Linked DNA regions of Mus musculus: regions 2, 3, 4, 5, 6 and 7 are each linked to region 1. Evidence: chromatin loops called from intact Hi-C (ENCODE). Cell type or tissue: heart. All regions are shown on one strand. Region 1 has its middle 11 kb from the start of 1700121M21Rik. Region 2 overlaps Lima1 (LIM domain and actin binding 1). Region 3 overlaps Lima1 (LIM domain and actin binding 1). Region 4 overlaps Smarcd1 (SWI/SNF related, matrix associated, actin dependent regulator of chromatin, subfamily d, member 1). Region 5 holds the start of Cox14 (cytochrome c oxidase assembly protein 14). Region 6 overlaps Faim2 (Fas apoptotic inhibitory molecule 2). Region 7 overlaps Lima1 (LIM domain and actin binding 1).

Evidence for each region. Peaks named below come from ENCODE experiments on the same cell type or tissue, not always from the same donor. Only the 100,000 strongest peaks of a DNase experiment are listed, where the experiment ranks them.
Region 2: a loop joins it to region 1, with 2.6 times the contacts of the local background. A loop is called at or near these places in 10 of 42 quality-filtered maps.
Region 3: it touches region 1 in a loop (5-fold over the local background); 18 of 42 quality-filtered maps call a loop at or near these places.
Region 4: a loop joins it to region 1, with 4 times the contacts of the local background. A loop is called at or near these places in 24 of 42 quality-filtered maps.
Region 5: a loop joins it to region 1, with 4 times the contacts of the local background. A loop is called at or near these places in 25 of 42 quality-filtered maps.
Region 6: it touches region 1 in a loop (3-fold over the local background); 11 of 42 quality-filtered maps call a loop at or near these places.
Region 7: a loop joins it to region 1, with 4 times the contacts of the local background. A loop is called at or near these places in 8 of 42 quality-filtered maps.

What each region holds. Positions count from the first base shown.
Region 1 is chr15:99,902,269-99,906,268 of GRCm38, reverse strand. No RefSeq gene overlaps it. Among named protein-coding and RNA genes, the nearest start is that of 1700121M21Rik, 11 kb to the left of the region's middle. In heart, a CTCF peak has its summit at 1,709 (motif pointing right); a DNase peak (open chromatin) is centred at 1,698; H3K27ac peaks cover 276 bases.
Region 2 is chr15:99,794,667-99,798,666 of GRCm38, reverse strand. It overlaps Lima1 (LIM domain and actin binding 1), which reads left to right. Exons shown (of 11, transcript NM_001113545.1): 8 at 1,868-1,925. Among named protein-coding and RNA genes, the nearest start is that of Gm25897, 6.5 kb to the left of the region's middle. In heart, a CTCF peak has its summit at 2,381 (motif pointing right); no DNase peak of the experiment used is centred here.
Region 3 is chr15:99,838,507-99,842,506 of GRCm38, reverse strand. The region is part of intron 2 of Lima1 (LIM domain and actin binding 1); the gene reads left to right. Among named protein-coding and RNA genes, the nearest start is that of Gm17057, 23 kb to the right of the region's middle. In heart, a CTCF peak has its summit at 2,494 (motif pointing left); a DNase peak (open chromatin) is centred at 2,316.
Region 4 is chr15:99,713,092-99,717,091 of GRCm38, reverse strand. It overlaps Smarcd1 (SWI/SNF related, matrix associated, actin dependent regulator of chromatin, subfamily d, member 1), which reads right to left. Exons shown (of 13, transcript NM_031842.2): 13 at 3,097-4,000. It overlaps Gm16537 (predicted gene 16537), which reads left to right. Exons shown (of 3, transcript NR_155353.1): 3 at 1,253-1,558. Among named protein-coding and RNA genes, the nearest start is that of Gpd1, 2.5 kb to the left of the region's middle. In heart, CTCF peaks have their summits at 2,034 (motif pointing left) and 3,226; DNase peaks (open chromatin) are centred at 881, 1,471, 2,041 and 2,641; H3K27ac peaks cover 2,344 bases.
Region 5 is chr15:99,722,982-99,726,981 of GRCm38, reverse strand. Gpd1 (glycerol-3-phosphate dehydrogenase 1 (soluble)) reads right to left here. Exons shown (of 8, transcript NM_010271.3): 8 at 1,968-3,791. The coding sequence ends at 3,695. Cox14 (cytochrome c oxidase assembly protein 14) reads right to left here and starts at 1,364. Exons shown (of 2, transcript NM_183256.3): 1 at 1,134-1,364. Gm16537 (predicted gene 16537) reads left to right here and starts at 2,508. Exons shown (of 3, transcript NR_155353.1): 1 at 2,508-2,665. In heart, CTCF peaks have their summits at 1,538 (motif pointing left) and 2,329 (motif pointing left); DNase peaks (open chromatin) are centred at 1,351, 2,221, 2,991 and 3,621; H3K4me3 peaks cover 3,844 bases; H3K27ac peaks cover 3,907 bases.
Region 6 is chr15:99,494,790-99,498,789 of GRCm38, reverse strand. It overlaps Faim2 (Fas apoptotic inhibitory molecule 2), which reads left to right. Exons shown (of 12, transcript NM_028224.4): 12 at 1-1,785. Among named protein-coding and RNA genes, the nearest start is that of Bcdin3d, 22 kb to the right of the region's middle. In heart, a CTCF peak has its summit at 1,544 (motif pointing left); DNase peaks (open chromatin) are centred at 699 and 1,529; H3K27ac peaks cover 444 bases; H3K27me3 peaks cover 2,473 bases.
Region 7 is chr15:99,775,856-99,779,855 of GRCm38, reverse strand. Lima1 (LIM domain and actin binding 1) reads left to right here. Exons shown (of 11, transcript NM_001113545.1): 11 at 1-1,388. Among named protein-coding and RNA genes, the nearest start is that of Cers5, 5.3 kb to the right of the region's middle. In heart, a CTCF peak has its summit at 1,517 (motif pointing right); no DNase peak of the experiment used is centred here.

The sequences.
Region 1 (4,000 bases):
CGGCTAAGACTGGGGACTTGAGTTCGATCCTTGGGACCCATGGAAGAGAACTGACTCTCATGAGTTGTTCTCTGGTCTGTACAAGCACACCATTCCACACAGGAAATAAAAATTACCAAAAGGGGCCGGGGGTGGTGGCACACACCTTTAATCCCAGCACTCGGGAGGCAGAGGCAGGCGGATTTCTGAGTTTGAGGCCAGTCTGGTCTACAGAGTGAGTTTCAGGACAGCCAGGGCTATACAGAGAAACCCTGTCTCGAAAAACAAAAACAAAACAAAAAAAAATTACTAAAAGGAAGGCAGAATGGGGGCTCAGGGGTTAAGAGCAACTATGCCCTACCTGCAGGATCTGCACTTGACTTCCAATACCCATCACACAGCTCACAGTCACCTGAAATTCTAGTTCCAAGGCAATGCAATACCCTCTTCAGGCACTTGTACTTATATGAACACACACACATGCACTCGCGCACACACAATTTAAAAATAAAAATTGTTGGGGGCTGGAGAGAGAGCTCAGTGGTTAAGAGCACTGACTGCTCTTCCAGAGGTCCTGAGTTCAATTCCCACGACCACATGGTGGCTCACAACCACCTGTCATGGGATCTGATGCCCTCTTCTGGTGTGTCTGAAGACAGCTACACTGTACTCATATACATAAAATAAATAAATCTTTTAAAATAAATACATAAAAATTGTTTAAGTGAATCTTTTTGGCTTAGGATGGGAGATGCTTCTGTTTATTTTGTTTGTTCAGTTTTCCTTTCCATGCCAGCGATGGAACGCACGCACGGCCTTGCGCTTGTCACCCTGCACCACACGTCCACCTTTTATTTTGTTTTGAGACAGGATCCCACCACCTTCCCCAGGCTGGCCTAGAATTCACTCTGAAGTCCCAGCAGGCCTTAAACTTGTCGCCCTCCTGCCCGCTGGAGAGTGGATCTTCTGACAATCATTCAAGAACAAACATTGATTTGCCAGAATGACAAAATTTGAGGAAGTGATGTCACATCTTGGCATGAGCGTAGGGAGGAACATAAAGAGAAATACCTACATGGAGCTAACACAGGAGGGTAAGTCCTGGCCTCTACGGTATGCCGGGGAAAACCACCGGAGACCAGCTGAAATCCCAGGCACTCTTAGCGACCACGGAACCGTTGAAAGGAGAGCGGAAACTAAATCATTAGTGAACAGTGGCTCACTCCTAGAAGGTCCCAACCCACAGTGAGACTAGTGCAGAACTGGTCTGAAACTCAGCATGTCGCCACAGGCAACAGAAGTCACAGCTGGAAAATCCATTCATAGGAACAATGGTGGTGTTCTTGATATCTCTTTGGGGGAAGAGGAACTGTGAAAAGTAAAATAATTGCTCCTGACAATAAACAGGAGAATCAGAAGGCGTTCATAGTTGTAAGAACACATCAGGCACTCCAGAGGCTAAGGCAGAAAGACAACCAGGAGTTCATCTGGGTTAGCCTGGACTGCAGTGTGAGAGTGTACCACAGAAGAGGGAAGGAAAGAAGAAAGGAAGGAAAGAAGGAAGGAAGTGAGGAAGTAGGCATGGAGGAGGGGAAGAAGGCTGGCGTGATATCTACAATCCCAGAATTTGGAGGCAGCGGTCAGGGAAGTCACTCTTCACTGCTTAGAGAACTCAAGGCCAGCTGCAGGCCAGCTGCCAACAGCACGTCAGAATCCAGAAACCTGCTATTCCCTCTAATGACAGGAGATGGCACCATTGAGCTGAAAAATGAGGAAAACCCCTCCAAACAGGTCCCCATTGTCCTCCAAAGACGCATCTCTGGGAAGCTGATTATGAAGAGCACTCTATAAAGTGTGCTCTCTAATGCCAAGTGGTAGGCTCTGAAAACATACAAATGAGTGACATTATACAGGCTGAGCAGGTTCTGTGTATGTATTTAGGAGTGTGAGTGTGTAGGTGTGTGTGTGTCTTTGTATGCATCTGTGTGCATCTGCATGTACACATTCACATATATATATAAAAAAATTTTTTTTTAAAAAAAAAGAAGCCATGAATTTGAAGGGGGTGGCTGGGAAGGTTTGGAGAGAGAGAAAAAGCAAGAAAGAAACAATATAATTATAATCTCAAAACATATTAAAAAGAAAAAAAAAGCTGGCTAAAAAATCTGATATATTAAAATATGATAACAATAAAAGTATTATATCTAAAACTACAATAAGGAAAGACTACGTACACACACAAGAACCAGAAGTTTTGGCAGTTTTTGTTTTAGTTTGGTTTGGATTTTTCTGAGACAAAGTCTTACTGGCTGTCCCAGAACTCGATTTGTAGACCAGTCTGGCTCCAAACTCTCAGAGACCGGCCTGCCTCTGACTCCCCAGTGCTGAGATTAAAGCTGTGTTCCACTATACCCTGATAGAACCGTAAGTTTCAATGAAAGCATGACAGACATTGTTCCAAAACGGAAAATGAAATAAAACCACAGGGTACACGGCCCTGGGAGCTACTCTGGGTGGTACACGGCCCCGGGGGCTACTCTGGGTGGTACATGGCCCCAGGGGCTACTCTGGGTGTCCTCTGATGCTGCTCAGGATTAAAACACTCCCTCGTGCTTGCTTGTTGCTGGTCTTTCTCTGGGAATTTCCTTTTGGCAAAGAGCACCCCTCACCCAAGATCACCCCTTGTCCTCAAGATGTGGCTGACAACAGTTACTTCTCACGTAAGGTAATGAGCCCTTGTCAGCGGATAGACATCTTTGAAGGGTCAGTCTGTTTCAAAGTTCTCATGAGGCCTGGCTGCTCACTCCTGTGATCTAAGCAATTGGGAAGGAGTTCAGCCAGCTACAGCCAGTTTGGAGCCAGTCTGGTGAACAGGTGACTCGTCTAAAGATGGATACAATGACTAGAAGTAATTTTGTTCAGACCTTTCTTCCTGTGATCAGCTGAGGCCGTGATAGGGATGGCGGGCAACTGCCTCCTCCTGACCTGAGAGCCAAGTGTTAGATACTTGGAAATTTTACACACAGCTGTTAGAGCCATTATCTGAACTCAAATGATTTAAATTGTAACTTTGTGTAGACCTCAGCTTGCAGCGTAGCTTAGGCTGACCTAGAACTCACTACACAGCCCAGGCTGGCCTGAAACCCAAGAGTCTCTTGTGTCCACAGCCCAGATGGGGTTACACTCACACCATGCTCAGCCATAAAGTCAAATTTAAGTAAATTATATTCAAAACCAAAGTAACAAACACTTGGCAGTTACCTTTCCTGACCATTGTACCATGTCCGCTGTCATCTGTGCTCCAGAGAAGAGAGCCAGAACACAAGTGTCCGCGTACTGAGAGTGGTCAGATGCGACAGATCAAAGCTTGCCCTTGAGAGCTGGTGGTTAAATGTTAACCAGCTGCCATCTCCTCCCCTCACAAGGGTGCTCTCCTTTTACGTGCCCTTGTTTCAGTGTCAGCATCCCTGGGAATGTGACCCAAATCTACAGAAGGGGCTGTCTAGGGAAAAGCCTAGTAGACAGAATGAAGAGACAGGAAGATAGAAAAGAGCATGATACCCCATTCCCACCAGCCATCCAACCCTGGGCACTCAACAACTGAGCTATAATCTCCACCACTAAATCGAAATTCAAAAGCTCAAAACAATATGGGAAGGGGGGCTGGAGAGATGGCTCAACAGTTAAGAGCACTGGTGGCTCCTCCAGAGGACCCCTGGTTTGACCCCCAGCGTCCCCATGGCAGCTCACAACTGTCTGCAATTCTAGTTCCTGGGGGAGGGGGAGCACCACCTCCTGCCTCTGCCGGCAACTGCACTCATGTGTGCAGACACACACCGACACAGAAATAAGTATAATACAAATGAATCTTAAAAATGATTGAAACTAGACAAAACAGATCAAACACCCAGATGGCGCCTTACAGAAGAAATTCATAATAATGCGATAGAATTAATATTTACAATGATAATTCAAACCCAGTCACACTTCTGTGGAGGGGAGGAAGCATTTGAGTTCATCC
Region 2 (4,000 bases), 110 kb after region 1:
CTTTAAGAAAGCAAAACAGACACACACACACACACACACAAGTGGGAGGGGGCGATATTTATCCTTTGGGAATGGAAGACTGCCTTGGATCATCTGGAACCGCTACGTGGTTGCTGGAAATTGAGCCCAGGTCTTATGAAGGAGCAGCCAGTGCTCGTAACTGCAGAGCCACCTCTGCAGCCCCAAGGAAACTTTCTTGAAATACCATGCTTTGTCAAGCTGCTATTCTTCCTTCAAGGAGATGTCTGAGCATGGTCTCCGATACTCCTGCCTGGAAGTTTCTGAGTTCATGACCTCTGTCTGCCGGTGGGCAGTGATGTCAGCGTTACGTGTACCCCCACAGGTTCAAGGGGACCGGATTCAAGGGGAGAGAATATCCCAGGAAAGGTGTACCTACAGATTCTCAAGAGCTGAGCATCTTGTTTGGTTTTGGTTTTGGGTCACAGGGTCTCATGTAGCACAGGCTGTGTTAGCAAGGATGACCCTGAATTTCTGGCCCCTCCTCTCTCTGTGGTTTCTCAAGTGTTGAGATTACGGGCATGTGCCAACCTGCCAGCAGGAATGGCCTCTTTATAACCAAGCACGGCTTTCAGAGAAAAGTATTTCATGTCATCAAATGAAATGCTGCATGTGAGGCCATCAGTGCGATACTTGGCATATAGTAAACACTCGCTAAACGTCAACTGTGATTTTTCTGATTTATCCTCTGCCAAGGCAGAATTCCTGTAGTGAAAAGAGACTGGGGGTGGGAGGGGGGGAATGCTGGCATTCAGGTGTGGTCGGCCAGCCACCTAGTCTCCATTGTGAATGTATTCAGCTCATTAAAGACCTTGATATATATATACTTAAAAATAAAAGTGATATATATATATATACACTTTTATGTAAAGTTGATGGCTTCTGAGGAAGAGATATATACCTCTACATAGGGTCTGCTTCTTGTTTAAAAAAAAAAAAAACTGGAAGTTTTTTGTTGGTTTTTATTGTTCTTCCCCAACCTGATCCCACACAGACACACACACACCAACCCCGACCCTTCACCAAGGTATGGCAGTGTTTTGGTCTGTTTTCCCATACACACACACACACACACACACACGCACACGCACGGGCGCGCGCGTGTGTATGTCTATACACCATGTTTGTTCCTGACACCTGAAGTGGTCATAAAAGGTTGCTGGATCCCCTGAGACTAGAGTATTGTATTGATGATTGTGAGACACCATGTAGGTGCTGGGAATTAAATCTGAGTCTTTAAAATGAGCCCACTCTCCAAGACTGGCTCTGCTCCCCTCCCCTCCCCTCCCCTCCCCTCCCCTTCCCTCCCCTCCCCTCCCCTCCCCTCTAAGACATGGTATACTGTAGCCCAGGTTATCATCAAACTCACAACATAGCAGGGGGTTATCTTCAACTCCTGATTCCCCTGCCTCCACCTCCCAAGTCTCAACCTTTCCATAAAAAACAGGAAAATAAGAGTAAGAATAACCCCTGGGTTTAAATACTTTCCTTTCCCTTGCCACGGAGTGTACTTGGCGCCATCTGAGGGGGGGTTGTTCTTAATGCCGGGGGGGGGGGGTGTTCTTCCTAAGATATGGCGTGAAAGTTCTTTATGAGGGAGATGATACCGGCTTGGCAGCTGAGTGCTGTCTGCTCTAGTGTTCCTCTGTAATTGAGAGGCACGTTAATATCCTCATAAAAGACATTTTGCTGCCTGTTGTTTAAATGCTCAGCTGTTCTGGGGCCGTTACTTCCCTGCAGGCTGCCAGTGACTAACTGGAGTCAGCAGGATTTTATGGAACTGGCACCGGTTTGCGCTTGTATTTTTAATGCGCTTCTTAATCCTCCTTAATCTTTTTTATTCTTGTAGGTTTCTACAACTGAGAATAGTCTAGTGGCCCTCTCTGTCCCTGCTGAAGATGACACCTGTAAGCATTTGCTCCGAGCTCTGTGGCGGGGTCCTCCTCCCCCTGCTATCGTCTGTAGAGAATGTACCAAACCTAGCAACCAATCTCATCAGGGTCTGGGTGCTAAGGGCTGGTGCTGGAACACCCTTCACACATTCATAGTTTAGGGAGAAGTTAAACACTGTTAGCCAGCAGTGGTGGCACACACCGGTAACCCCAGCATTAGGAAGGGTGAGGCAGGCAGATCTCTGTGAGTTCAAGACCAGCCTGGTCTACAGAGTGAGTTCTACAGAGTGAGTTCCAAGACAGCCAGGCCTACACAGAGAAACCTCATCTTGAAAAGCCAAAAAGAAAAAGAAATTAAATATGGTTAACATGAGAGAAAAAGAATATTTTAATTTTTGAGGTTTTCATTTATTGTGCATGGGTGTTTGCCTGAAATACATTTGTGTACCACAAGCCTGTAGTATCGATCAAGGCCAGAAGATGGCATTAGATCCCTTGGGTCTGGAGGAGTAGCCAGCACTCTTAACTGCTGGGCCATTGCTCCAGCCCTCACTGAAAGAATATTTTTAACAACACTTCTCTCATTGAACTTATCCTGTTTCTGTACCAGACTCTTCCAAGTCCGAAGCTACATAAGCAGATCTTGACGTTTTACTTTGACAGAGGTTGTTCAAGAGAGATGGATTAATTTTGGAAGAACATTTTAAAGGCCTAAGGATTTTTTTCTACTTAAGTGCTAAATTTTCATACTTTTATCCTGTTTTGGAGTATTTTAAGCCTGATTTCTCAAAGATAAAAGGTTTGAGAGATGGCTCGGCGTTAAAGAGTACTGTCTGCTCTTTCAGAGGTCCTGAGTTCAATTCCCCGCAACCACACGGTGGCTCATAACCATCTGTAATGGGATCTGACGCCCTCTTTTTGTGTGTGTATATGAAAACGGATACAGTGTACTCATATATAAATAAAAATAAATACATTTTTAAAAAAAGGTTTGGGGTTGACTTGGCTCTTACCACCTCTGATTTTCTTTTTCTTTTTTTTTTTTTGTTTTTTGTTTTTTTTTTTTTTGTTTTTTTGTTTTTCGAGACAGGTTTTCTCTCTGTAGCCCAGGCTGGCCTAGAACTCACTTTGTAGACCAGGCTGGCCTCAAACTCAGAAATCTGCCTGCCTCTGCCTCCCGAGTGCTGGGATTAAAGGTGTGTGCCACCACGTTCGGCCCGCCCGCCATCTCTGATTTTGACCACGGTTTCACTACACACTGGAGCTCACTGTGTAGGTTGATCTATCCTGCCTCCCAGACCTACGTGGGCCACACGCTTATGATACTGGGACCACTTCTGATTCTAATATTTAGGGACTCCCTCTGAAGCCCTGGCTGTCCTGGAACTCACTCTGTAGATCAGGTTGGCCTCGAACTCAAACTCAAACCTGCCTCTGCCTCCCCAGTGCTGGGACTGGAGATGTGCACCACTGTGGCCAGCATGCTTTTTTTTCTTTTTTTTTTTTCCCTTGATAAAAGAATGAAAAGTTTTTCTTGATAATTATTACAGTTCTGGGCCATCCAGGGCTACACAGGAGATATCTCCTATGTCAAAAAATTTTTCAAACAATGACTGACAAAGACTCAACATGAGCCGGGTGTGGTGGCGCACGCCTTTAATCCCAGCACTTGGGAAGCAGAGGCAGGCGGATTTCTGAGTTCGAGGCCAGCCTGGTCTACAGAGCGAGTTCCAGGACAGCCAGGACTACACAGAGAAACCCTGTCTCGAAAAACCAAAAAACAAAAAAGTCCAGGACAGCCAGAAACCCTGTCTCAGAAAAAAAAAAAACAAAAAACAAACAAACAAAAACAACAACAACAACAACAAAAAAGACTCAACATGCAGTCTCTCTTTTTCCCAGCCTGGAAGTTACTAGGGTTGCAAACCACCAGGAACATATCAAAATCTATACACAGCTTCGAAGTGGCTAAGGCTTCAGAGCAGAATGTTGTTCTGCATGGTCTGGGTCCCAGCTGTGTGCTGCAGGGCAAGAAGGTCTCACTGACAGCCTGAGTCCTAGCGGGGCCCAGGACACCTTCAGTTTAGCCC
Region 3 (4,000 bases), 64 kb after region 1:
AAACGGGCTGGGGAGATGGCTCAGTGGTTAAGAGCACTGACTGCTCTTCGAGAGGACCTGAGTTCAAATCCCAAAACCACATGCTGGCTCACAACCATCTGCAATGAGATCTGATGCTCTCTTCTGATGTGTCTGAAGAAAGCTACAGTGTACTTACATATAAAAAGTAAATAAATCTTTAAAAAAAAGAAATGAGAAAACATTTGCTGGCCAAGTGTGACAGCCAGCACTGGGGAGGCAATGGCAAATGGATCTTTGAGTTTGAGGCTAGCCTGGTCTCCAGAGTGAGCTCTGAGATAGCCAGGGCTACATTAAGAAACCCTGTATGTGGAAGGAGGGGATTGAGAATAAAAGTGTATGCTACCCCCTCCACTGGCCTTCACCTTGAGCTGCTCTGTATGTCTAGTGACAAGCACAGTGGCTGGAACACACACAGGCGAAAGGAATGGTTCCTAGAGCTTAGCACACCAGAGGGAGTAGAGATGTGCCAGTGGGGCAGAGGCCAGCAAAGGTGGATACTGTGCGTAGCTTTTGCTACCTACCCCTCTCTAAGCTCTGAGAAGGGGCTTCCAGGTTCCTTTGGATCTGTGGATGAAAAATTATTGGCTCAATTTCTGGGCACCTCCAATCTACCGCAGCTAGCGTGCCCTTCCCAATACTCTTAGGTCATCACCTACACGTGTGTGCGCGCACAGACACACACACTCAAAACTAAAGAAATATAATTTTAAACTTTTAAAAAGAATGACTCATTAGAGTAGTTATTAATGATATAGTGTCCCGGTTCTGTTTTTTTTTTTTTTTTTTTTTAAAGTCTTACATATATGGTAGCACGTGCCTACACTCCCACACTCAGGAGGCTGAGGCAGAAGGATCACTATGTCCAGGCCAATGTTAGCTATATAGTTTAGTGACAATTCTGGAGTTTTGGTTTCTCTAAAAAAACACAAAGATATTGTAAGAATATGTTTCATTTTGATGCCAGGTGTGAGGATGTAGGGCTGCTTGGACTGCCTAGAGCAGCTGACTGTGATTTGCCTCATGCTCTAGCAGAGTGGTGGTTTTACCAGCTGTAGATGATACTTTCTGCGATTGTGTGACATTTGGAATTCAGAGAGTATATAAATGTCAGGGTCTAGAAAGGCAGGCCGAAGCTGGGCCTGGTGGCGCACGTCTTTAATCCCAGCACTCGGGAGGCAGAGTCAGGCGGATTTCTGAGTTTTACAGAGTGAGTTCCAGGACAGCCAGGGCTACACAGAGAAACCCTGTCTCGAAAAACAAAAAAAAACAAAAAAAAAAAAACAAAAAAAGAAAGAAAGAAAGAAAGAAAGAAAGAAAGAAAGAAAGAAAGAAAAAAAGAAAGAAAGAAAAAAAGAAAGGCAGGCTGAGTTGTATGTTGGGGGGAGGGGGGGTTGTTACAGTTTGTTAGTAGCCCTGCTCAAAGAAGAAACAAAAAGAAAGATAGATTCAGGGATCTCTCTCTCTCTCTCTCTCTCTCTCTCTCTCTCTCTCTGTCTCTCTCTTTCTCCTCTATCCTTTCTCTCCTATTTAGTGATAAGGAGTAGGGGATAAAGGGCTGGAAGAAGAAGAACTCACAAAGTAGCAAAGACCAGCTACAATATAGCAAGACCCATCACAAAACCCAAAATTCATGGCCTAGTGTCAGAGATGTATAGTTCCAAGTATTTGGGAGTCTGAGGCAGGAGAATTCCAACTTCATGGTCTGCCAAGGCACAAAGTGTGTTTAAGGCCAATCTGAACAGCTTATAGAGAGTATAATGGTACACACCTACAATCCCAGCACCTGGGAGGCTAGGACAGGAGGATCACTGCAAGGCCAAGGCCAGTCTGGTTTACATGAAGAATTCCAGAACAGGGGCTAGGGAGACACCTCAATTGTTAAGAACACCAGCTGCTCTTCCAGAGGATGTGAGTTCAAATCCCAACACCCACATGGCAGTTCACAATTGTCTGTATTGACCTCTGCCAACACCAGGCACACACATCATCCACAGACATATGTAGACAAAAACACCCATACATATAAAATAAAATAAATTTAAAAATAAAAAGAATTCCAGACCAGCCAGTACCTCATCCCTCTAGGTAGGGCTTTCCTCAACAGTGCAGGTTGGCCTATCATGCCCAGCCTCACTAAATCTCTAAGACTGAGAGTTATGACTCGCAGTGAATGACAGTGTTTGGTTTGTAACTGATTTGGGCTTGTCTCTTCTCAAGTTAGCATCAGCCAGGGCGGCTCACAGGCTGGAGTCAGGGCTGGAGCACCTCCACATGGCCAGTCCATGTGACTGTTTGGCTTGGTGGCTGGGTTCCAAAGGCAAAAGTCTGGAGAGGAGGGCGTGCAAAAGGGGAGGAGCCAGAAGCTCTATGCTTGCTCCTGACCTTGGTCTTGGAAGCCATACACTTTTTAGTGGCCTTATCCTCAGATGTGAATCAGAAGGCTGGCTCCTATTCTGGAGAAGGGGGTGGAATTTGGCTCCACCTTCTGGTGGGAGGAATGTCAAAGATATTTTGAATTTTTTTTTTTTTTTTTTTTTGGAGACAGGGTCTTAGACCTCATTATGTAACAAGACTGAATACCCAGATATCCAGTTTCCCATCTCTGCTCAACAGAAGCTAAGGTACTACACTCTGCCCGGCTCTTGTCCGTTTTCTTTAAGTCCTCGGGGTTGAGCCCCGGAAGCTCGTGTATTCCAGGCAAGCATCCGACCACTGAGCTACAACCCCCAGTTCCCTTGCACATGTTTTTAAACCATCTTCTGTGGGTTTCCCAGGCCTTCCTAAAGACTCCTCTTTTGTGTGTCTGCAGTGGAACCCAGCTGTCTCAGGGGTCTTTCTTTTGTTTTGTTTAAACAAACTCTTCCAGCTCAGACTGGCCTTGAACTTGCTACTTACTGAGGATAACCTTGAACTCCTGCCTCTACCTCTTGACCTAAGTGTTTTGTTTTTTTATCCTCGGGGAGATCGATAGAGGAGGTTGGTTTGTGAAATGAGAGTTGAGCGTAGAGCGAAGGGAACAAGGAAAGGCATGGAGACCCTGCGTGATGGAGGGATAGGGCCCACACAGGTCAGTTAGGCCAGATGGTCAGCTCCAACTGTGCTGGCTGGGGTTTTAGTTGGGTTAACAGCAAGATGCCGTGGGAAGTTTCCCTGCAGGGAGACTGACAAGATGAGACCTGTGCTTTCCTAAGATGCTTCTGGCAGCAGCAGGAAAGCTTTATTGGCACAGTGAGAGATTGGTAGCATGGAGACGATTAATGGGGCTTTTGAGTGAAAGCTGGTGGGGTGGGCGTGGAGGGGCTACCAGGACCTGGAAGAAAGCAAAGGAATACGAGACAGTCGGGGGGATATGATTAACGGGCCTGAGAATCCCCTGTTCTGTAGAGAAGCTGCCTCACCCCCGACCTTTTCACCCTCCTCATCCCCACCTGCGATCGGTTTACTAGGCTTGGCTTTCTCATGACTTGAGTCATGTGTCTGTGTAGTGGCTGCCTAAGCCTGCTCTTTCTGCACGTGTGCCTAAAATGCTCTAGGGCCAGGAGACACAGTGGCAGCCCTGCTGCATCTCCAGTATCGACTCCCATCAGAGATCATAGCATCATTCTCTCTCTCTCTCTCTCTCAGATTTATTTATTTATTTATTTTATGTATGTGAGTACACTGTAGCTGTCTTCAGACACACCAGAAGAGGGCATCAGACCCCATTAGGGATGGCTGTGAGCCACCACGTAGATGCTGGAAATTGAACTCAGGACCTCTGGAAGAGCAGTCAGTGTCCTTAACCACTGAGCCATCTCTCCAGCCCCCACATTCTATGAATTTTTATGTATATGAGTGCTCTATCATCATGTACACGCATGCCAGAGGAGAGCATCAGATCCCATTACTAATGGTTGTAAGCTACCGTGTGGTTGCTGGAAATTGAACTCAGGACCTTTGGAAGAGCAGCCAGTGCTCTTAACCCCTGAGCCATCTCTCC
Region 4 (4,000 bases), 190 kb after region 1:
ACTAGCGTCAGCAACAGCGATGTTTTCAAAGGCAAACGCCTCATCGCTCTCGCTAGCTAGCATGTGCCTCCCCCAGATCCTCAGCTGTTCCACTCCCATGATGTCCCATGATGGTAGCTCCACCACGGGCTCTGGGTGAGAGGATCAAGGGATGTGAGCACCTTCTAGGGAATAATACTACAATACCACATACACAGTAAGGGGCTGCTTTGGTGTATACCCCCACCCCGACCAAGGATTAAAATATCTCGGGAGAAAATGGACATAGTGGTGCACACCTTTAATCCTGGCGTTCAGGAGGCAGAGGTAGGTGAATCTCTGTGTGTTTGAGGCCAGCCTGGTCTACAGAGTGAGTTCCCAGATAGTGGGGGGGGGGGGGTTACATAAAGAAACCCTGTCTTGGAAAACTAAAAATAACAAGGTCATCTTGGTTACTTGCAGGTCAGGGACCCACAGGTTGCCCCTTCACCTCAGATAATCTCCGTTTGAAGGTCTCTAAAGGGAAGGAAGGTCAAAGGCCACTGGTGACACGTGGCCCACCCACACTCCTTCCAGGCTTCAGGAAGGGCAGAAGGTGGTGGCCAGCACATGCTCCTGGATAAGCCTGATCTCCCTTCAATTTCTTCTCTCAGGCTCTGCTTATCCCACAGGGACCCTTAAATTAAACAGCTGGTTACAGTCTCTAGACAGGGCCAGAGAAGCCAGTTACAGCAGCAGCCTCTAAAACTCAAGGGTAGCCATGTCTCCGCAGCTCTGTGGTCTCTGATGCCGGTGTGGGTGTGTAGCTTTGGGGGAGGGGGAGAAAGGCAGGCCCATATCCAGCAGTTTGGGCTCCATGGCACCCACAGACATCTGTTTGACTAAGAGGAGGAACTCGGGTTTCCAAGTCACTCTGGAAAGCGCAGCGCAGGCTTCTCGCCCTCCAGTGCTGCACCTTGACCCACAGGGCAGGCGCCACTGTATGCTCATGTGCAGACCTCCTGGCTTGGCACACCACTAATGGAGTGTTGCCACCCACCCCCCCAGGCTGCCCCTGGCCAGGGACAGTAATCAGCACTAGGTTAGAGGGGAGTGTCACCAATGCCACCAGCGGCGAGGAGAAGTGGGTAGGAGGTCAGGATTGGAAGCATGTCTTTTTCTCAGCTCGGGGATTACACAGAGGCAGCCTATCATGGTCTCGCGGCCAGGCAGTCTCTAATGATGGGGAGAATCACTGAAATCAATCAATAGCTAGTTGTTTTTCTTCTATCAGATTCTGCCTGATGCAGAGCTAGCCTCCCACAGACCTCTCCTTTATCACACTGGCACAGAGATGAAGGCTCCGGTGCCAGGCCGCCAGCTGGGAGCGCTGATTACGAGGGGTGGAAGAGAAAGGATGTTCCTGTCCCTGGCACATATGATAGGAACCCTAAAGAATGGGCATTTATGCCTGAAACGGATCCTTGTTTTTGCTTAAATACTCCCGCCTCTCTTTGCCCCTACATCCTATTAGGCTGTGTGGAGAGACAAAGCACGTGGCCATTCACGAAGGAATAAAGAGAATGCTCGTTAACAGGAAGTTGTCTGTGCCACCAAAGCCTCTCCAAGAGCAGGCTGTGCCGTATCTGCTTGGAATTGATGATTCATCGGCCACTCATTACACGTGCAATTAGCCTGGGTAAAAACAGATGCCAGCTCAGTCACCCGCTCTCTCTAGACCCAGTGATTACACCTTTTTTTTAACCCTCTCAACTCAGAGAAGCCAGGATGTTCTAGATTGGCAGCAGACAGACAACACTACTCAGCAGACCCCCAGCTGCTCAGTGGGTAAAATTTTATTCACTTTTTTGTGAAATAGTGCCTTTGTAATCCTGGCTGGCCTGGAACTCAGAGACCCTCCCGCCTCTGCCTCCCTAGCGTGGAGATTAAAGGCATGTATCAATGTACTGATGAGTAAGATTTTTCAGCTGACTACAGGATGTGGCAGTGGCTCATCCAATGTTCCACACTTTCTTGGGCAGGAGTGCAGTAGGAGGTTGTGAGCCCCCTGGTGGAAGCAGGTAGAACTGCAGGCATTGCCTGCTTTTCCCAAGGAGCATCTCTGATGTCTGAGCAGCCAGCTAGGCAGCCCTATCTACTCAACACAGGACTAAAGCGGCCATCCACACTGGGTTTAAGAACAGACTTCTTAGCTGGGCATGGTGGCGCACGCCTTTAATCCCAGCACTCGGGAGGCAGAGGCAGGCGGATTTCTGAGTTCGAGGCCAGCCTGGTCTACAAAGTGAGTTCCAGGACAGCCAGGGCTACACAGAGAAACCCTGTCTTGAAAAAAAAAAACAAAAAAAGAACAGACTTCTTACACTGGGCGCTGTAATGGCACACATCTGTAATCTCCACTTGGGGAGAAGGAGGCAGTTGCATAGTAAGTTTACGGTCAGCCTTGGTTACATACACAGGAATACAACACAAAGAGAACCCTGCTATCTTGGGGCTGTCCGTGGAACCTGAAAAGCATGAGGTTGATGGGTTTGTATGGGAAACAGAGAAACCTGCTGTCACCGGGGCCTTGGCAACAGCTGGATGGGCATGCACCCTAGGGAGAACAGAGCCCAGTTTCATCAAGCTCAAGGGGCCCACAGATGCCAAAGGACAGCTTGTTCCAGCCAGCAAGTGACCTGGAGATTTCAAGGACGAGGGAGACACCAGCAGTGCCACTGCCTTGTCTGTTCATGATGGAGGTGGGAGGGACTATCCCAAGGGCATTGCTGAGGTCACAAGCCTCTGATACGACCTAGAGTCCCCGGGGAAAAGACTCATTTCCCCAGACCCCCAGAGCCCAGTACAACTGGAGATCACCAGTGTTCAAGAAACATCTCTCAAGTAAGAGAGCCCTGGGCAGCCTAACCCTGATGGCACTACAGTAGTGACTCCCCGGACAGTGGGGACCCACAGCGACCCCTCCAGACTGCAGGGACCCACAGTGACCTCTCTAGACAACAGGCACCCACAGTGACCCCTCCATACAGCAGGGACTCACAGTGACCCTTCCACACAGCAGGGACCCACAGTGGCCTCTCCAGACAGCAGGCACCCACAGTGACCCCTCCAGACAGCAGGGACCTGCTCTTTAGAAGTCTTTTATTAAAACTGGGTGACATCAGTTAAGGAGACAGTACAAAAAAAATTTTGGTCCATGAAAACAAAACAAAACAAAACAAAACACAATCAGTTAATAAGAACAGTTACCACCAGGGACACTGTGGAGTGCTAAGTCTCCTCATCGCGCTTCCAGCCAGAAGCCAGGCTGGGGCTCAGCTGCCCCAGGGCTGTCCAGTGTCACTGTGGGGAGGACCTTCCAAGGGGAGGGGTGGATATAGGACATGGGAGGACAGGGAGAAGACTGCTGTCCCCAGTACAGAACAGGCTGGGAAGGGTGCAGGAGCACTGCTCGCAGGAGCCTGAGGTGGGGGTGGGGAAGCAGGGGCTTTGTCAGTTCTGTGGGTTCAGAGCCCATGCTCAACAGAATCCCCCTGTGCCCAGCTGTCTCCCACCCTGCAGTGTTGTCTGCGAGCCTGGGACATGCTAACTCCGGGTGACAAACCTGGAAGAATCGGAGGCTTCCCTGGAAGATTCAAAGCATCTGTCCCAAGGGGCCTCGATCCCACATCCTGCTGCTCCCTGAGGGGTCTGAAGCTTTGAGGGCAGGGCAGGGGGTGGGGAGTCACAAACCCATTTCAGACCTATTCTCCAGCCCTAGGCGCTTTTACTCCTCAGTGCCCGGGAAGCCACCAGTGGGATTCAACTGGGCAGACATGGGACAGGAAGACAGGGATGGCCTAGGGCTTTACCCGTTTGATTTCAGGCCTGTTTCTCCATTTACAGGAGGGGGCAGGGTGGAGTGAATAAACAAGCCACTCCTCTAACAGCAGGAAGGAACAGTCTCTGCTGGGAATGACAAGGAAAGGCAAGATCCCCAACCCAAAAGCGTGGGTTAGGGCAGGTGTAGGGAAATCCTAAACTG
Region 5 (4,000 bases), 180 kb after region 1:
TTTAAAAAAAAAAAGTGACCAGCCCACCCAGACTATACTAGGAATCAAACCTGGGTCCTCTGGAAGAACAGCAAGGCTCTTAACTGCTGAGCCATCTCTCCAGCCTCAGAACCATATTTTAATCAGGCTACTTATTGTGGTAGTGAAATTCTCCCGAGAGAGGACCTGAAGATAGACTTGAGGATGTGTGTGTCTGGGGGATCCTGCCTGTAGAGTGCCAGAGTCACTTCGCCCTGGTGAAAAGCTAATTTCACCTTGTTCACTGATAGAGAAGATTTGAGTATGATTTAAAGTGGGATGTAACTCAGTGTAGCAGGCACAAAGCCAGAGGTTCAGTCCCCAGAACTGCATTAAACAGAGCATGTGGTATATGCTGGAAATCCCAGCACTCAGGATGTGGACATGAGACCCTGTCAAAAACAAAAAACAAAAAAACGGGGGGGGGGTGTGAAACAAAAAGAAGCAAATCCGAGATAACCTCAAAAACAAACAATAAAACCCTGAAGTTAGAAGCCCAGATACAAGGATTAACTTTGGAAATAAAAGAAACTCTTGAGACTGGCAGAAGGTTTTCATCTGATGGGCATCCTTTACAAAACAAATAAGGATCAAAGCCCTAAAACCACCCCAGCTTCTGTCATTTAGCCCTCTTTGGAGAGACTTGGTGTCCGCAGAAAACAACTTCTGACTAACGGAGCCCAGAAAGGTAAGCTATGAACCCCATATTCTGTAGGATCAGAGAAGGTGGTGAGGACCTCAGAGAAATAAGTGGCTTTGAGGGACCGTGAGGAGCTTTGGGGTTGAGGCGAGCAGTTTCAGAAGGGAGGACAGCCAGGCCGCAGTCACACCAGGAAGGCGGTCGGACTATGACAGCCGGGGAGCCAGCAGGGGCTAGCACAGCGCAGGGACTAGGAGCCGCGCGCTCTCAAGGGCACAGGCCGAGGACGCGCGGTGCGGGACACAGGGGAGCGGAGGGGAGCGCGGTGCGGGGCACAGGGGACAGCAGGGACTCGGAACGGGGAGCAGGGGAACAGCGTGAAAAGCGGCGACACGGGGAGCAGGGGGCGCGGTGCGCCGAGCAGGAGAGCGTGGGGGGAGGGCGAGTGCGCTTGGCCGTCCGGCCCGCGGCCTACCTGGAGGCTGCAACTCGGCCGCGTCAGAGCGATGCCTGCTCAGTCTGCCACTCGCAGAGTCGCGCGGCCGCCGCAGGGCAGGAAGAGGCAGTCACCAACGCGCAGCTCCTCAGCCACTGGTGCTCAGCCCCGCTCCGGACCCGACACCCCCTGCGAAAACTCGCCCACTAAAGCGAGAGCCAGCCTTGAACTTCCGGCTTCTACCTCTCTCTTACGCACGCTCAGTCTAGCCTTCCTCTCGGAAAGGCCCATTGAATTCTGGGGGGTGTGGTTCTGGTCCATCAAGAGCGCTCCTTGGAAAACGGGAAAAATTTTAGCTCAGAATTAGCCAATCCGCAGTCTAAGTTCAGTGACGTAAACTGTAGCTAGGTAGATCCTCGGAATTCTCCAGCGATGGGCCTAGCGCCCCCTACCGCCTGGAGCGGCCCTTTACAGGGTGATCCGGAGGAACCGACCTTAGCTGGACCAGCACTAGTGAGGCCACAGAATGGGTGTAGGGGGTGAGTCGGGGGATGGGAGGGTGACTCGCTAATATTTCTGCCTTGTGCGCGACCTCCTCGTAGGCAGGCAACGTGACAGACCCTGTAAGAAGCGCTGGGAAGACTGGCTGACAGCTTGGGTGGAAGAGGGGATACGAAGCACAAAAGGGGACGGGGGTGGGGTGGGGGGGTGGAGGTGGGGGCTGTGAGCAGAGTGGACGCCAATGCCGATTGATGCCCGAGTGTGGCTGCTATTAAACAAGGATGATTTTTTCCACTTCTTGTCTTACATTGAGTAAAACATGCATGCAGTGATACATGACCCCACACACTGCCACATAAACTCCCCCAACTCTTCCAGTTTCTGGAAAAACCACACTTTATTGGGTAGACAAGTGGCCTGACAGAAGACCTCAGATTCACAGTTGACTGACTGAGCAAACATAGGTTAAGGTGTTGGAATCTGTCTGCATCCCGCCCCAGTCTCCCGGGGAACAGCTCTGAATTGAGTCATGCGTGGGAGGGTTCCAGCCCAGTCGGGATCGATGACAGGGCCCCCCCTCTTCCCCTTACCCGACAGCTCTGACCTTCACTAAGACGGAATTCTTAAAGGCTAGGAGCAGAGAGGGACCTGGCACCTTAATGTGTTAGTTTAATATCAAGCTGGCCAGAGCCACGGTGTCCCAGTTGCTGCCACACAGGAAATGGAGACCCCTGGTGGAGAGAGAAACCTCCAGCTATTTATAGCTAGCGCTCCAGGCTGCTGATCTGTGACATTCTCTTGCTGCCACCCAACTTTGGAACAGGGCCAGTGCAAAGCAGTCTCCCATCCCCCTCTGATCTCCCTCACCCCAGGGCAGGCAGTTTTCAATTGTCCTTCCCTCGAGTTCCCCAGCTCCTGAGGTGTGTGGGTCCGATCTCGCGAGGACCTTGTTCTGTTCCGAGGACAGCTGGCCTTGGACTAGGACCCACCAACCCTTGTGGAAACCTACTGAACCTTTGAGCTGCTCCTTAGTTCTAAGCCTACAGATGCCGGGTGGCCTTCCAGGCTGGGTGAGAACGACTTGGGCAAAAGGAAAGGGCAGAGTCAAGAATATGGGCTGACAGCCCTGAGGACGATAAACTATAAATCCTACATTCTGTTAGACGTGAAGTTGGTGGTGACTGCAGAGAGAAGCGGCCTTGTGGGGAGGACCCTGAGAAGAAAGGTCAGCAGTAGGAGGGGCTGGCCGGGGCCGGAGCTCCTGACTGGGGAGGTGGACAAATAGGAAGGTCAGGGGAGCCTGAGCCATCTGAGCCTGCTGTGAAAAGAGTGTAGCTCTGTCAGCAGATTAGATTCCTGCTCCCCAAAGAGGGTGCTGGCAGCTGGGTGCAGGCAAGGGAAAGCTGGGAAAGGTCACACAGGGTGGGGAGGCCCTGACAAAGCTCCAGGAACCAGGAAGTCTCTGGGAAGAATGGAGCGCCCCAGGGCCAGAGATGCCTGTGGAGAGCAACTCTTGTGCCAGAGTAGCCTGGGGGAGGGGGAAGTAGAGGCTTCTGAGGAAGCAAGTGTTGCTAGGAGAAGTTAGAGTGGGGTTGTTTGAGAGCTTTGTATTTTGTTAGCAAACAGTGAGATCGTTGATGTTGTGTGGGGCCTGGCAGAGGTCGGCCAAAGGGTCTCTGGGGTCTGTGTCAGCTCAGGCATCCAGACCCTTCCCTTGGCAGCCTTTGCCCCATCTTTCCTGTGGCTGAAGTGCTTCTTCAGTCACTTAATGGGACTTGGGACCGGTTCCCAGTGTGTGTGAGGCAGCAACCGGCAGCCCTTGACTTGGCGCCTTCCCTTCCCCCAACCCCACCCCTGGAGCAGGCACCACTGGGGCTTAGTTCTACACTTCCCAGAGGACAGCAAGGAAGTGTGGATTCTGTGGCGAGCATCTCTAGGTGTGTAGCTGAGCCCCGCAGCCTCCTGTCCTCAGGGTCCTTCAGAGAGGACTCTGCTAGATGGGGAGTCCTGGAGACAGTCCTGATGACGGGTGTCACGTGCTTCCTTCCGCTTGTCTCCGTTGGGGCAAAGGGGCTGCCTGTCCTGGGCCCTGGCCCCATTCACATGTGTTCCGGGTGGTTCTGCAGACAGCGGATGAATTCGCCCACTGGCTGGCCCTCATAGCACACTTTGTACACCGCAGTGAACAAGGGGAACCTAGAGAAAAAGAGCCTCAGCTTCACTCCCTACACACAGTCCACCCTCAACATGCATGCCCACCCAGGTCCAGACTCAGTGCTAGCTCACCACTTCCCTAGCCTCCCGCAGTGGGAGTTCAGCCAGAAGCCAGCTCTCTGTTGCTACCTGCCAGGAATCTGAATTCCTGGCCCTGGGATTTGGGGTCAGGTTGCCATCCACTCTGATCT
Region 6 (4,000 bases), 410 kb after region 1:
ACCCTGTCTGCCCCAGGAAAGGGGACTAGGTAGCCCATCCATTCCCACCCCTACCCTTTCCCACCCTGCCTACTCCAGCCTTTGAGAAATATTACAGAAGCATTTGAAATTTTGTTCCATCTTGGATATTTGAGGAGGGAGGGTGGTATGGAGGGACAGTTGGGGTGGGTGCTGGTTCAAATGAGCCTACTTGCAGCAGTCCAGACTGGTCCTGCAGGGTTATCGGCATATCCCCATTTCAGAAGCAAAGCCAAGTAGCTCCGGAAGGCTTGGATAAACCCACTGTCGTCTAATAAACCTGAGGGACAGCCCACAGCTACTTCCTCCAGTCTGAGTCTGGGCTGGATTGAGACTTGTGTAGCCCATAGGTGTGTGGGTAGACAAGCACTGACATCTCCGGGGAGTTGTGACACCCCCACCTGCCACTGTCACCCAGCCTGCGGATGCCAAACTCTTAGCTTTTCCCTCCCTGGAGGTCAGCTGGGAAGCAGGGTTCTTGGCTTCTGGTTCTGACCCCACTGCCAACAGACTTATTACTCTCTGTGACTCTGTTTTCCTATCTGCAAGATGGAAGTCCCCAACCGGTGCCAGTGGGGCAGGGAGAGAGGCACCAAGACACTTGGCTGACTTCCTCCTCTGCTTGTTCCCCTTTGAGTGCCTTTCCTAATCTCCAGCTTCAGTTCTAGAAAGGTTTAGAGTCCCTCCCCCACCCCCACTGACATGTCACCCTCACACTGGCCAGTTTCCCAGAATCCACTTGTCCAAGTCCTCTTCTGAGACAATTTATGCAGAGAGCGAGGATTGAGAAAAATTTTCCAAGGCTAAGTTCCAAAAACCATTGGGGGAGGGGCAAGCCCTCAGCCATAAATAATGTGACCAGGGCACAAGTCACAGTGATCTCAAAGATGGCTGGTGACGGTGGGGAGGCACGGCGGCTGAACTGGCTCCAGGGCCAGAGAAAGCCTTGATGTTGACCCCTGGTGGGGCAGTGAGGAGTCCCAGGGACACCTGGGTGGGTCTTGGCAGGAGGAAGGGCGGAGAAACAAGAATGCAGGATTATGAGGAATGCGGGATTATGAGAAACCTAAACTGGGCAGGTGCGGCAAGCTGTGTAGGAGGAAGGACTGACGCCTCCTGGCCCCCCGCATTTTTAGCTTGGGTGTAGCCAGACCTATGACGGGGTAGATTAGATTTCATAAGGCTTGAGGGAGCCAGGAATATCTGATGTGAGGCTCAAAGCTCTCTGAGAAACCGTGACAGACCAGGATGTCCCCTCCGAGGCTCAAGATGGGACCAAGTAGGGGCATTAAGTCCCTCACTCCCCACACCAATTCCTGGGTCCATGCACAGCTTTTTCAGTATAGCCCAAGGAAGCCACAAGACATCCTTGGGTGTGGTATGGTTCTTCCATTCCATACCCTTTCTTCTGTGTTAGCCTGCAGGATCCCTTAAGTACCCTTATTCCAATAGGCCAGGGTGGGGGGTGGGGGCGTGTCAAGTTGGGAATTTTACACAAGGACTTTGCTGCCCCCTTCTGGCTGTTAGAGGAAAAGCAGAGTCTGGCTTTGCACAAACCCATCTCTATTCAGTCCCCTGCTCTGAGTGTCAGAGAATGGAGATATAGCACCAGGCACAAGGACTTGCCTGCTACACACCCAGACGGGCCTGCCCTTTTGGCATCAGCTCTTCAAGTTCCCTATCTCTTCCGTGTGCCTGTCTCCGGCCTCACCTGCCCAAGATCTGTGACTGATTGGAAATAATAAAAGCAATTACGAAGACACCTGGACTGTTTGCTTGTGGCCTCAACTGGCTTTGTGGAGTGAGCTGTAGGGTGGCTTTCTTGCAGGAACTACGTAAAATCCCCATCTTTGCTTTCCTGGGAAAAGGTGAGGGGTCCTCCTGCTCAGGACACCTTTGCCTGGGAGCATTCTTCACACTGACCAAATCTTATTGGTCCATGGGAACCTGCTCTTTTCCGGGCCCTACTGGCAGAAGAGTCTTTTTTGAACAAAGGTGTTTCCTTAAGATGGAGAGCCCGGACATTTCGCAAAGCAGTAGGTTTGAACCTATACAATGAGAATTTCGTGGGACTATCTTGTGCATCCCAGAGCTACAAAACTTACAGCACATGGGCAAAAGCATCATTTAAGAGGAGGGAGGAAGGGAGGGGGTGGAGAGAGGGAGGGATCTACTCCAACTGTTTTATTTTACATAGGAGGAAACTTAGAAGCAAAAGTTTCAGCGACCAGTCCAAGCTTATGCATAAATTACTGACAGAATGGGATCAAAGGACAAATCAGTTAATGATGATGTCATTAGATTTCCGTGGTGTACTGGGTAGTTTTATGTCAACTTGACACAAACTGGAGTCATCTGAGAAGTTAAGAAAATGCCTCCTTAAAATCAAGCTGAGGCGGGGCAGTGGTGGCGCACGCCTTTAGTCCCAGCACTTGGGAGGCAAAGGCAGGCAGATTTCTGAGTTCACGGCCAGCCTGGTCTACAGAGTGAGTTCCAGGATAGCCAGGGATACACAGAGAAACTCTGTCTTGGAAAACAAAACAAAAGATCATGCTGTAGGCAAGCCTGTAGGGCATTTAAGGCGCTGCCCATTGTGGGTGGTTCCACCTCAGGGCTGATGGTCCTAGGTTCTATTTAAAAGCAGGCTGACCAGGCCATGCAGAGGAAGTCAGTAAGCAGCACCCATCCATGGCATCTGCATCAGCTTCTGCCTCCAGGTTCCTACCCTGTGTGAGTTCCTGTCCTGACTTCCTTCGATGATCAACAGCAATGTGGAAATGTAAGCCAAATAAACCCTTTCCTCCCCAACATGGTCATGGTGTTTTATCATAGCTATAGTAACCCTAAGACATGTGGGTGTCCTGGTGTGTGGGTGTGTAGGAAAGGGACATGATCACACGGGAGGGGATTATTATTATTATTTATTATTATTTTAGCAAAAGCTCCCAGTGTATAGGAGCATGCCACAGCCACGAAGCAGCAGAAGGAAACAGCAGCTAAGAACATTTAGCCTCAGGGCCTAAGTAGATGCTCCACCCTCTCTTCTTTCCTCCCTATTTTTTTGCTTATTTGTTTTGTTTGAGACAGACTCCCCATGTAGCCCAGGCTGGCTTCAAACTCACAGTCTTGCCTTGAGCTAGGATTATATGCATGTGCCACCCTGCTTGGTTCATTAATGGAACCTGAGAAGGAGGCAGTGCTGAGCTATGGCATGGGACCAGAAGACCTCTGGCAGAGAAGAAATGGATAAAGAGTCTAAGTTGAGGAGAGGTGTCTTAGTCAGGGTTTCTATTCCTGCACAAAACATCATGACCAAGAAGCAAGTTGGGAGGAAAGGGTTTATTCAGCTTACACTTCCACACTGTTGTTCATCACCAAGGAAGTCAGAACAGGAACTCACACAGGATAGGAACTTGGAGGCAGGAGCTGATGCAGAGGCCATGGAGGGATGCTGCTTACTGGCTTGCTTCCCCTGGCTTGCTCAGCTTGCTTTCTTATAGAACCCAAGACTACCAGCTCAGGGTTGGCACCACCCACAATGGGTTGGGTCCTCCCCCCTTGATCACTAATTGAGAAAATGCCTTACAGCTGGATCTCATAGAGGTATTTCCTCACCTGAAGCTCCTTTCTCTGTGATAACTCCAGCTTGTGTCAAGTTGACGCACAAAACTAGCCAGCACAAGAGGGAATGCTGGACTCTCATGCTTCCTCCAGCCAGCATGAGCCCTACAGCCTCCCCAACTCGTCCCTAGACCGCCAGAGTTTCATTAGCTTCCTGAGGCTACAGTAACAGATGGTCATGAACTGAGAAGCTGAAAACAACTGAAATAGTCTATTCCACCACGGTTGCCGAGACCCAAGCCTTGCTCGCTCCCTTGGGAGGCTGTGACGACTGATGGTTTTCTTCAGCATCCTGTGGAACCTTCCAGTCTCTGCCTGCTTCAGCACGTGGGCTCTTCCCTGCTTCTCCTCCTTCCTTTAC
Region 7 (4,000 bases), 130 kb after region 1:
AAATCAAGATTGGTGTGGTTAGATATTTAGAGGCTTGTTTTCACACTACAGAGACCATTGTGGAATTAGAGACACACACAACACATTTAGGAGCCCACCTCATGACCAGAGGCACTTTAGTATAAAGGGCACAGTGTAGCTATTTTACCAATTTCATTTTTTAGTACTCAATTGCTGAAAATCAAATATTTAGTCTTTCAAGCTTTTGAAATGCATTCTCTTCCTCTGGTAGATAGGGAAAGCTTACTGTCTTTCATCCTACATCCTGTATTTTTAATCACTGAGGCACAAAACAGCAACCTTTGGCCAAGTGAAAGGCGCTGGTTACTGAAGCCGGAGCAGCAGTGTTCAATCCCCAAAACCTACGTAAAGGTGAGAGAGCAGACTGCACAGAGCTGTCCACACGTGCCCATCATCAACAATAAGAAACAAGTTAAAAAAAAAAATACAACCAACCTCACAAACACCTGCGAGACAGAGAACCAACCTATATACTTTGGTGTTTGGAGAGACGGACATTGTACCCAGATAATCAGTGGCGAATGCCAGTGTGTCTCCCTGCACTCTGGGTGTTTGCCATCTCTTCTGGTGGTTTCTCGCACTTTGCGGAAAGCTGCAGTGTTGCTGTAAGACCTTTTGGATCACGCTTCACCATGCTCCAAGTAAAACAACCTGAGATCAGAGCTGGGAAGCCTCAGGTCGAGGCGAATCTTGGCTCTGAAATGTATTGATTTTTAGGCCAGATAATTCTTCCAGGGTTGCATTAAATCACTTTTAGGTCTGTCTTCTTAGGCCGTGTCCTACTTTGATTCATTGTAGTGATAAAACACTGGGCAGGAGCAACTCAGAGGGGAAGGGTTTGTCTCCACTCACAGGCCACGGGTCACACACAGGCCACGCGCGCACGCAGCATGGTCAAGGGAAGCGAGGCCAGAACCCAGAGGCAAGAGCTGATGCAGACCGTGTGGGAACACTGCTTGCTGACTTCATCTCTGTGGCTTACTCAACTGGTTTTCTTACACCACCCAGGGCCACCTGGCCAGGGGTGACACTGCTCACAACAAAAACAGACAAGGCCCACAGGTGCATCGGTTAGAGGCGGTTCATCAGCTGAGTCCCACATCCAGGTGACTCTGTGTGAGGCTGGTAAACCCAGAGGAGGATAGATGGTTTTCTCTGGTATTAAGGCTTTAGAATATTATAAACGAGTGCAGTTCTTGTATGTAACTGATATTCCAAATGATGTGTATGGCGGGGTGGGCTTAAGGTAGTGGCCTCTTTGCATTTGTAGAGATTTAGCTCAGTTTTAGAGATGTAAAATAATCTGTTTCCTTATGGCCTTGTTTAGCCTAAAACATTTTTATTCAATAAAGCTTTTAATTTACATTTCCAGTGTCCACACTGCTCTTATTCCCGTCTCCTCCACACTGCTCTTATTCCCGTCTCTTTACACAGGGTCTCTCGGAACCTGCTTCTATTGAGCAGCTTTTAGGGGGAAAATGCTGTGAGTTCATTTGACCACTAGATGGCAATGTAGAACCGAATTGTGCACTTTTCATCTACCCTAAAGACTTTTTTGGGAGTTGGGGGGCTGCAAGTAATTTGGCAAGAAAATTAGTGTGTGCATTCAAAATGAACTGTTTGTTTTACCAATTCAAATTCCAGTGGCGGATTTTACTGTTTACCGCATTCCGCATTTACTAATTTACCTTATGATTGTGTCTGACACAAAACAGGATTTTCAGCCATCTCTGCTGAAGACGCACGCTCTTCGCTCTGGGTGTGAGCGCGTTTGGTTGATTTCTTCTATAGAATCAACTTCTCCAAGTGTTTCCTGCTGCCATTGATTCGTGGTTTCAATAATAGCCTGAAAACCAAAGGTGGTGGTGGTCCATGCGTGTAATTCCAGGACTCAGGAGGCCTCTGAGACAGGAGGATTACTGAATTGGAAGCCAGCCTAAACCACAGAGTGTGAGTCCCAATCTCAAACAGATCAAGAGGCTGGAGAGTTGGCTCTGAATTTTAGAGTGAGTGCTGTTCTTCTGAAGGACTCAGGTTTGGTTCCTAGCACCCTCGTGGTGGCTCACAAGAATCTGAACTCCAGCTCTACAGAGTTTGACACCCTGTACTGACATCCACAGATATACACTTAAATAAGGATTAAAAAACAAGCCAGAAGCCGGGCGTGGTAGCGCACGCCTTTAATCACAGCACTCGGGAGGCAGAGGCAGGCGGATTTCTGAGTTCGAGGCCAGCCTGGTCTACAAAGTGAGTTCCAGGACAGCCAGGGCTACACAGAGAAACCCTGTCTCAAAAAACAAAAAACAAAAAAAACAAAAAAAACAAAAAACAACAACAAAAAAATGATTAAAAAATAAGTTGGAGTGGTGGCACGCCTGTAAACCCACCCTGTGGGAGGCTGAGGCCAGCGTGGGGCCGGAAGTGTGGGGCCAGCCTGTACTACAAGAGAGACCCTGCCTAAAAAGACCATCTTAGAAATTTTATTTAGTTTCCTATGATTGGATTTCTTCGGAGAGATGTGTGCTTTGGGGCAATCTATTTATTAGGTCACCCAGCATCTTCTCTCTAGTTTTCCACCTCACCTCACCCTAAGACAGGGTTTCCTCTCTGTGTAGCCCTGGACGTCCTAGAACTCGCTCTACAGACCAGGCTGGCCTTGAACTCACAGAGATCTGCCTGCCTCTGCCTCCTGAGTGCTGGGATTAATGGTGTGAGCCACAATGCCCAACTCTTAAACTCTCCTATCAGCCCAGGGTTATAATTCCGAAGTCTCACCTCTGCCCTCCACAGCTTCTCACCCTCGGTCAGTTTCAGCTTCTCTGTCATCTCTCGTCTTCTCTGCCTCTGTTCTTGACTTCCTGCAGTCTGCTGTTGATCAGGGCTTTGTATATCCCACTCAAGAGCTGTTTTCTCCCAATACGCTACTATGTGACTTCAGGTATACAGGCACACGACGTAGGTGTACAAACAAAACATGTACCGATAGTAAATTATGAGGCAACTCGTTTTTGTAGAAATGTTGATTTTTATGGTGAATGGGTATTTTGCCTGTATGTGTGTCTGTGCACCGTATGCGTGCCTGGTTACCATGGTGGCCGGCAGCATCGTTGCTCACCTGCAACTGGAATCACAGATGCTTGTGGTTTTCTGTGTGGATGCTGGGAATTGAACTTGGTTCCTCTGGGGGAGCAGCCAGTGCTCCACTGAACGATTTCCCCAGCCCAAAATATTTAAAACAGCTCTCTGGTATACAGAGAGTAAATTTGTATATTAATCAGATGGGTTTTATTTTTATAGAGAGAATCAAAACTTGAATATTTGCACATTAAATTTTTTTTTAGATTTATTTATGTGTACAAATGTTTTGCCTATATGCATATGTGTGTACCACATGAGTACCTCATGTCCCAGAGGTCAGAAGAGGGCATCTGAGTCTCTGGAACTGGAGTTATGGGTGTTTGTGAGTCACTGTGTAGGTTCCAGGAACCAAACCTGGTTCCTCAGCAACAGCAAGTACTCTTACCTGCCAAGCCAAGCTATCTCCCCACAGTCTCTGCATATTAGATCTTAATCTTTGGTACTCTAGAATGTAGAGCATTTTTGAAAAATATTTATTTATTGAGATGAGGTTATCTCACAATGTAAGCCACAGCTGGTGTAGAATTTATTATGTAAACCAGGCTGACCTTGAAATCAGAGACATCCACCTACCTCCATTTCCTGAGTGCTAGGATGGCATGATGACTGCTCGGCTGACCGTCAAAGAAGGGAGGCTTGGCTATTGGCTCTTGGTTAAGTCAAGGCAGCTAGGCACGAGTGGAGGGTCTGGCAGCTGTCAGTTGAAGCTGGTCCTTAGGACTTCGGCTTATTTGAAGTAAATATTAAAGAGTATTTACAAAAGGGCCTATTATTAAAGCTGTTTAGCAACGTTTAATTCCTAGCTCTTAGGAAAAGGTGGATTCCTCAGCTTCTCTCACTT